Linked DNA regions of Homo sapiens: region 1 is linked to region 2. A link is a contact called in ENCODE Hi-C or POLR2A ChIA-PET data. All regions are on one chromosome and are shown on one strand. Each heading gives the region's core, a stretch centred on a gene start or an enhancer-like site at or near the end of the contact. The rest is flanking DNA. Distances are from core to core; before and after follow the strand shown.

What was found. Hi-C counts contacts between places; a loop is a spot of excess contacts on that map. ChIA-PET counts read pairs that join two places held with the same protein, here RNA polymerase II (POLR2A). Pooled maps may share reads with other maps.
Region 1: a map of ascending aorta shows a loop between it and region 2 (2.0-fold over the local background). The contact joins two enhancer-like sites. A Hi-C loop is called at or near these places in 2 of 168 maps with a recorded cell type or tissue (aorta and ascending aorta) and 4 of 50 pooled maps. POLR2A ChIA-PET finds 5 or more read pairs at or near these places in 6 of 52 experiments (BJ, Caco-2, HEK293T and 3 more).

What each region holds. Positions count from the first base shown.
Region 1 is chr10:31,128,048-31,132,096 of GRCh38, reverse strand. All of the region lies in intron 2 of LOC105376481 (a long non-coding RNA gene), which reads right to left. It overlaps LOC105376482 (a long non-coding RNA gene), which reads left to right. Exons shown (of 4, transcript XR_001747412.2): 3 at 1,579-1,688; 4 at 1,926-2,114. Among named protein-coding and RNA genes, the nearest start is that of LINC02664, 58 kb to the left of the region's middle. Within about 2 kb of position 2,661, at least 7 of the 41 ENCODE cell types and tissues checked have a DNase peak (open chromatin) inside an H3K27ac peak, as active enhancers do; they include IMR-90 and ascending aorta, where a contact is called at or near this core.
Region 2 is chr10:31,259,916-31,264,107 of GRCh38, reverse strand. It overlaps LINC02664 (long intergenic non-protein coding RNA 2664), which reads right to left. Exons shown (of 3, transcript NR_134478.1): 2 at 4,072-4,126; 3 at 2,556-3,113. Among named protein-coding and RNA genes, the nearest start is that of ZEB1-AS1, 57 kb to the left of the region's middle. Within about 2 kb of position 1,272, at least 4 of the 41 ENCODE cell types and tissues checked have a DNase peak (open chromatin) inside an H3K27ac peak, as active enhancers do; they include IMR-90 and ascending aorta, where a contact is called at or near this core.

The sequences.
Region 1 (4,049 bases), core at 1,412-3,911, 130 kb after region 2:
AATTAGCCAGGCATGGTGGCATGAGTCTATAGTCCCAGCTGCTTGGGAGACTGAGGAAGGAGAATCACTTTAACCTGGGATGTAGAGGCTGCAGTGAGCCAAGATTACACCATTGCACTCCAGCCTGGGCAACAGAGCCAGATTCCACCTCAAAAAAAAAAAAAAGGATTGAAGATGTAGATTAAGGAGGCATTGGGGGTACTCTATAGTGTCACCTGAGTTTAAATCCAGCTCTGGCACTACTTAGCTGTATGACTTTGGAGGACTTCCTTAGCATCTCTGTGCCCAGGTACTTTATTTGTACATAGAGATAATAGTTTCTAATTTACAGTCTTGTTAAGACGTTAAAAGCTCTTATAGGCACGTAGAATTCTCATGGTAGATATAAATTTTATTTAAATTGCTAATAATTGGTTAATTAAAAAATAAATATCCAACCTCTAATAGGTTAATTTAACTAATTAAGCCTGGTGTATTAATGGAGAGGGATCACAGTGGCTGATAGCCCGAGGGACTAGGTTTTCTCTGCTTGCTGCCTTTGAGCTTGAGTGAAGCCTTCTGCGCCTTGGCTATTTGTTGCTTTTCCAGCTAGAAGGATTCCAAGTCTTCAACAGCATTACTGAGCTCTTCCTCTCAATAAGTTTAAGTTGTAATTTCATTACACTTCATTCTCAAATAGAAGAGTTGAGCAGCTGTGTAGCAAGATCCAAAACACTTTGTTTACAATTAGTTTTCCAAGGATTGGCTTAATAGCCAGTGGCAAATTTCTCAGCAATAGGTTTATGAGCCAGAGAAGCATTTCTTTTTTTTTTTTTTTTTTTGGATACAGGGTCTGGCTCTGTTGCCCAGGCTGGAGTGCAGTGGTGCAATCATAGCTCAGTGCAGCCTTGAACTCCTGGGCTCAAGTGATTCTCCTTCCTCAGCCTCCTTATTAGCTGGGACTACAGGTGTACACCACCATACTTGGCTAATTTTTTAACATTTTGTAGAGATGGGTGTCTTGCTATGTTGCCCAGGCTGGGTTTAAACTCTTGGCCTCAAGCAACCCTCCCACCTTGGCCTCCAGAGGACCATATTATTTTAAACAATAGAGACTGTTTACAGTGAAAAGGAAAATAGAATCGTACCTTATTTGTTGTAGCTTAATTTGGCCATAAAAGAGTCAATATTGTATTTTCAGAGAAGAAAAATTTTCAGGGGCCTTATATGAGAACACAGTGTGAAAATTCACATTATTTTCAAACTGTATTTAAACCACCCAGCCTAAAAGAAAGTTGCTTCTGGAAAGTCAAAGATGCTCTGAAAATGAGTGGAGATATGGTTTCTTACCTATGTGTATAAAATGAACAGTTTTATTCTTTCAACTCTTTATTATCTCTATAGGACATTAAGTTGGGCCGCATGTGCTAGACTAGATGTCTGGAGTAAATCTGTTTTCAGATATAATCTCTGGAGCATTCATGAAAGCTTCATATTTTGACACAGGAAGCAAAGAACATACTTGCAAATGCTGGCTCTGTTCATGGATGGAATGGTGCTTGAAACAAGTATCCTGCTGACATTACTTAACTCTTACAGGGGTCATTACTTAGGGATCAGCAATTTGCTAAAGATGAACAGATTCTAAGAAGATGGTTTTCCAGCAGCAACCAATTTTAAATCTGGACTGTGCACCAGGCACCTCTTGGGTATGACCTCAGTGCCTTTGGGTGTCCCTTGTCCCTCATTCCAGCTACTGATGCAGGTTCTGAGCAGCTTCCTGCTGGGGCCTTGCCTCATGCCTTTGCCTCACACCTCTGCTGGAGCTTCCAGAGTCTGCCCTGGAGCTTCTCTAAGCCGTCGGGGGCCCATGCATTTTGCCCAACCCAGGAGTGATCAATGGAGTCTAAGTGCTAATGGATAAATGTTTTCCTTTCTTCCCCCAGATGGACAGCCCTGAAACATCTTTCATGCAACTCCTCAGGCAGCCCAGAAACAGCCAGGAACCATTCGCCAGGAGCTGTGGCCAACTTAATAACTCATCCTTGTATTGGTTTCCATCCTCTGTCCTTCATCCGTCTTGTCTTTTACTCCTACTTGCTGGATCACACATCCCAATAAATTTTTGCACTCAAGCGTTTGTCTCAGGATCTGCTGTCCGGAGGACCAAGACTAAGTTCAAGTCATATTTTTTTTTTTTTGAGATGGAATCTCACTCTGTTGCCCAGGCTGGAGTGCAGCGGCATGATTTTGATTCACTGCAACGTCCACCTCCCGGGTTCAAGTGATTGTCCTGCCTCAGCCTCATGAGTAGCTGGGATTACAGGTGCACGCCACCACACCTGGCTAATTTTTGTATTTTTAGTAGAGACAGGGTTTCACCATGTTGGTCAGGCTGGTCTCAAACTCCTGGCCTCGTGATCCGCCCGCCTCGGCCTCCCAAAGTGCTGGGATTACAGGCATGAGCCACTGCGCCCAGCTGCCTTTTTTTTTTTTTTTTTTAACTAAATTGAGTTACACTGCCTAGGCTATCTTCACACACCCCCACCATCTCAGGCAGTTTTCCAAATGCAGAAAGCTCAGTCCTCTTTTCACTGAGTGCATCTGCATCCTGGTGTGTGCATGAAATGGGTGATGGGGTAACCTGTCTCCTTGCGTTGCATGTGGTGGGTCTCAGGGAGAGTGCTGAGTCATGATGTCTTGGCAACAGTCACAGCAGGACCCAGAATGGAGTTTACAGTGCAGATCCAGCAACTGGTTGGGAATTCTGGCCCTGTGCTTTTGTCTGCTAACTTTAACTTGGCCCTGTGTTATTTTTCCAAGCCATATTTTTAACTTACTCCTAAGTTTTTTTATTTGTTCATTTCATCCTGCTGTATTTGTGGATTTGATATAAATAAGCAAAGATTGGTGTGAGTAGACCTTTTTTAAAAAAATCATGTCTAAAAGTCCCAAAGTCACATTGAATACTCTTACTATATGATGTAGCTTTTTAAAAATGATGAGAAAATTGTGGTTTTGAAAAGTAAGTGTAAAAACTTTACTGTCTTCATTTGGAGATGATTTATTGAATTTGTTTAATCACTAACAAGCCTGGAACAAAATTATGCCATCCACAGCGAGAATTATACAACTTTGAACAACAGTTCTGGCATGCTATGGGGACCTCATAGAGACACAGTATCTGACCATGGGACACAAAGTGACCATGTGGCCAAAGCAGCCCATCAGGAGCTGGGTTCTGTCGAAACCACTATGTCATGTCATTGGATAGGCCCTGGAACAATCCATTGTAAGACTGGACTGGTACATCTGGGATTAGGCCTAAGCAGGACCAGAGGGCACAGTCAAGCTGCACAATAGCCATCCACTATTACTGTACCAGCACTTCCCTCTCAGCTCACACCCACAGCCATATGTAAGACCCTTATGATTAGCTGACTAAGAGGAAGGAGCTCAAGCTTGCTTCATGGATGGGCCAGCTCTGTACATCCGTGCAAGCTGAAAATGAATGGGAACTGTGCTACAGTCCCATTCAAGGGTGGTCTTAAAAGACAGTGTGGATGGTGGTGTCCCTGGTCATACACTTTGTTTTGAAAGAGAAGTGGCCTGGGGTCGTGATATATGCAGACTTATGGGCAGTACCAAATGGCTTGACCAAATGGGCAGGGGCCTAGTAGGAGACAGATTGGCAGATTGGCCACAAGGAGGTCTGGAGTAGAGACACGTGCATGGACTACAGGAGTGTTGAAGGTCTTTGTATCACATGTTAACACCCACAAGAGAGGCACTAAACATACAGGTAGACAAAATGACTAACCAGTTGACAGCAGTCCCTGTCATCATCCACTCCAGGGCCGGCGCTGAATAGAATAGCCATGGTGGCAGGTATGGAAGCTATGCATGGGCCCACCAGTATTGGCTCCCGCTTACCAAAGCTTTTCTAGCCACTGCTACTGCCAAATGTCTAACATTCTAGCAGCAGAGAGTGATACTGGGGTCCCAGTAGAGCCTATACCTCAAGGAGACCAACCGGACACTCTGGCAAATTCACTACACTGGATACCTTC
Region 2 (4,192 bases), core at 23-2,522:
GAACATGACTCAGAGCCTAGTGTTCCATGGTGTGTCATGCCCAGGTGTCAGATGGGGTCCTGGTCAGATCCCCGGCAGAGCCAGCGCAGGACAATTGGCAGAGCAATGGAAGGGATGCCGAGAGAACGTAAATATGGAATAAGTACCCTTCTTTCTGTTATCCAGTTTTCCCATTCTAGAACTTAGCAATACCATTTGAAAAGGAAGTTCTTCCATTTACTCCTAAAGGCATGTTCCTTATGTTCTCTTGGATTTGCTTCCATTAGGATCAAATCAACAAAAAGCTGTATTATAAAAGGGAGAGGGTGGGACCCCTTAACTTAATGAAGAAATGCCATCTCCTGATGTAACCACCAGTCCCTGTGAGGTAACCTAACTTAGTTAAAGAGAAAATGCAGACAGTATGATACTGTTTTGAAAGTCAGAGGGATTTGCTATTGCCTTTGGGGGAAAGACTTCACTCATTCCCTGGCATAGGAGCCCGGGGATTAGAGAATCAGTTAGCATTCTCCTGCCTCTCCCGAGCCACTTCTGATCATCATCAAGGCAACTTATATTCTCCCCAGATGCTTATTAAGGTACCCTACAGCTTTGTACTTAGCAGTAAATTACTCTTGTTCAAAACGTGGCTTGAGAACCACGTGATAGCCAACTTAGCACTGAATCCTATAGAATGTTCAGTGTCGAAAAAGACATGTGATGGATCTCCCTCAAACTATACTCCCCTGCCTGCCACCAAGAACTCAAACTCTTCCTAGACCATAAATAACATCCTGGGCACTGTAAATACCTCCAGTGAGCTATATGGAAGGAACTTGCCCCATCTTTTGACATGCTAGGAGTCTGAAAGTCAGTTACAGGTGATCGTTTTGCACTCAAGAGAATGGTCTCTATGAGCCTGGTTTTTCCGTCCTGTACAAAAAACTTAATGAGATCCAGGTGAAAAGTTTCTGGCCTACGATACTAAGGGGTCTAATACGTGCAACCAAAGATACCAGTTATTTGTCAGGATGATTATTCTGGGACACGCTGAGCTTTGGGTTGGTCCTTGTCCAACCACAGAATTGCTGCATGCCCTTTGGAGGTGTTTTACTAGCTTCTCCATGTCTAGATGTACTAGTGTTATTATACAATATCAGATTTCCCCACAAAATGCCAATGCAATTGGCTATTCATTTGTGTGCACCAACATTATTATTTACTGTACTTAGTCCGTTTTGTAGTATTTAGTGACCTTCACCAGAAGTTCAGCATTCTTGGCAGGCATTTTTCCCTTGGCCACAGAGGAACCCTGTATTTCTCTGGCTCTGGCTCCTTCCAAGAGATGGGAATGTAATAGCAGCAGCTGAAGATATGAAAATAACTGGGAACAAAATAGACATCAAATTCAGAAAAGGACTGAAAAAAAAAAAAAAACCAGCAGAAGCCGTTCTTTTTCGACACTGAACATTCTATAGGATTCAGTGCTAAGTTGGCTGTCACATTGCTATTTTAAACAGAGGGAAAAACATAGGTAGATCGACATGTGATTTTATATTTTAAACACAGATATAGAATTCTGACTCCAGATTTTACTCTTAGATCCATGTGGGTGATTAATCGTAAATTCTGAAAAACATGGTTACAAGAATAGAACAGACTTCTAATACAGTTCCCTTTTTAACCAGACATAAATAAAACTTTAGAACTTCACAAAAAAATGAGTCTAGTGGGGTGGATGATGTTTCTGTTAATAATTTTAGAGTGTGATTTTTTTCAGGTTTAAAAAAAAAAAGCTTCACTGATTGTAAGGCTGAAGTTCATTGAGATACACAATGTCTTTCAGTGAGCATTCCAAAAAACCGAATGTCTCCTTCTGGCATGAATTGTTCTTTCTGCAGCATTCCAAGCTGACACAGCCACATTTCTTCCGTTATATGTTCTATTACCCATGAGACTGCAGGAGAGTCCCACCTAAAAGCATTAATGTTGCTACATTACCATAAAAGTCTGCCCTGCGAGTATTACTTAAAAAACAAACAAATGGGCCGCATTAGAACAGATTGATAGCAGCCTCCCCTCTTGGATTGAAGAAAACATCCACTTAACACTCTGGTTGCTGTAGGTTCATTCCTGCAAAGAGGATATCAACTTCCAAGTTAAAGCCTTTCTACAGTGTACAGAGACATCCATTGCCTTTTTTGCTTTTTTTGTTTTTATTTTTCCCCTAAGGTATTTAAAATATGTGCAATATCTTAAATCTAAAGCTATCTTTCAGATTAAGAAGGAGAAATATTTAAACATTTATGCATTCAGTTCATGATTCAGAGATTTATTTATAAAACTGTTGATTTTGGGACACCCAACTCTTGCATTTAAACTGCCGAAGTGAGTCATGTTGTGGGAGGTAATTACTACCAGAAAGTACAACTAACTTGTAAGCTTCTCTTTAAAATGTCCACTCACAATCTACAATTACTGCAAATAACAGGCTTACCAGGACTTTTACTCTGTTTTATGGCTGTGTATATTTATTATGAGTGCATTAGGCAATACCCAAACATACTTTTCTCGCATAGGGGTTCTTATAGGAGAAATGAGTCCCTTTATTAGTATCAGTGTAGATTTCTGAGGATGTAGGATTGAAAAGATATAAACTCAAAGTATCCCTTCCATTACAGGAAACAGCCTGGGGAACAGCTGGTTCAAGAGTAATAATAGATTCCAATTGTCAGAAAATGTATACCTATGATTTGTGCATCGTTAAAGAGCATATCCAACCCACTGAAATTCTAGCAGGCACTTCCCTCTTTAACACCTCCATGCCTCTCTGAGGCTGACTTTGTGTCCTCCTGGGAGGCTGTCTGAGTCTTCATTCTGTGATTGATGAAGTCCACACCTAACTGACTAGAAGCTGAGTGGGCAGCTTCTTGTGGGCCATAATGTCAGAGTCTCTGAGAACATCCTGCAGTTCATGGTTCTTTCTGCACTGATCAATGCCTAAAATTTCACAGATAAGATGTCCAGAGGTGGCTTACACCTGTAATCCAGCACTTTGGCAGGCTGAAGCAGGAGGATCACTTGAGGCTAGGAGTTCAAGACCAGCCTGGGCAACACCATAGGGAGACCTGTCTCTACAAAAAAAAAAAAAAATTAGGAACAGAAATATCTAGAGAGCTGGTGTTGTAGAAAGGAGAAGGAGTAGTAGGAGGGAATTCGGTGTTTGAGTCAAAGTAAATAAGAGACTGCTGCAGCAGGGGTTGGGGAAATCACCCGAAAAGAAAGGCTGGAATTTCCAAAGACAAACTCTGGCTTCCTGATGTTTTTGCCCTGCCATATCCTTAACCTACCTTTGACTAAACCTTGCTCAAAGCAACTCCACTGGGATACCAAGGCCACCCAGTCTTCCCTAAAGCTCCCTTGACTCCTGCAACAAACACATACTCTTCTTCGGTGGGCTTGAGACTTAACCAACTAAATAACCATGCCTCTTTACACTGCCTATGATCCAACAGCCTTATTGGACCTGTCCACGTTCATTCATTTGTACTGTTTCACTCATAATTTATTCAATACTATTGATCGAGTGCCCTCTATGTGTCAGTTGTTGTGCCAGGCCAGGCATGGTGGTTCACGCCTGTAATCCCAACACTTTGGGAGGCCAAGGCGGATCACCTGAGTCCAAGAGTTCAAGACTAGCCTGGCCAACATGGCAAAATCCCATCTCTACTAAAAATACTAAAAAAAAAAAAAAAAAAAAAATTAGCTGGGTATGGTGGTGGGTTCCTTTAATCCCAGCTACTCGGGAGGCTGAAGCAGGAGAATCGCTTGAACCTGGGAGGCGGAGGTTGCAGTGAGCCGAGATCGCGCCATTGCACTCCAGCCTAGGCAACAAGAGTGAAACTCCATCTCAAAAAAAAAAAAAAAAAAAAATTGTTGTGTCAGGTGCCGGAACATAACCCAATCCCTGTCTTTGAGGAGCATATTGACTGGCTGGAAAGACAGACCTCAAGAGTGGCATTTCCGAACTGCATGACAAATGTTACGTAGGAGTGAGTGGTTTTAGGGAGACACATCAGAAAGGCACCATACCTGAGCCTGGGGAACAGAAAGCACTTCCCACGAGTGCCCATGTTTCAGCGAAGACCTGAAAGAAAAGAGAGGATAGGCAGGGGACTAAAGGGGAAAACGAAGGTGAAGAGACCAGGTATAA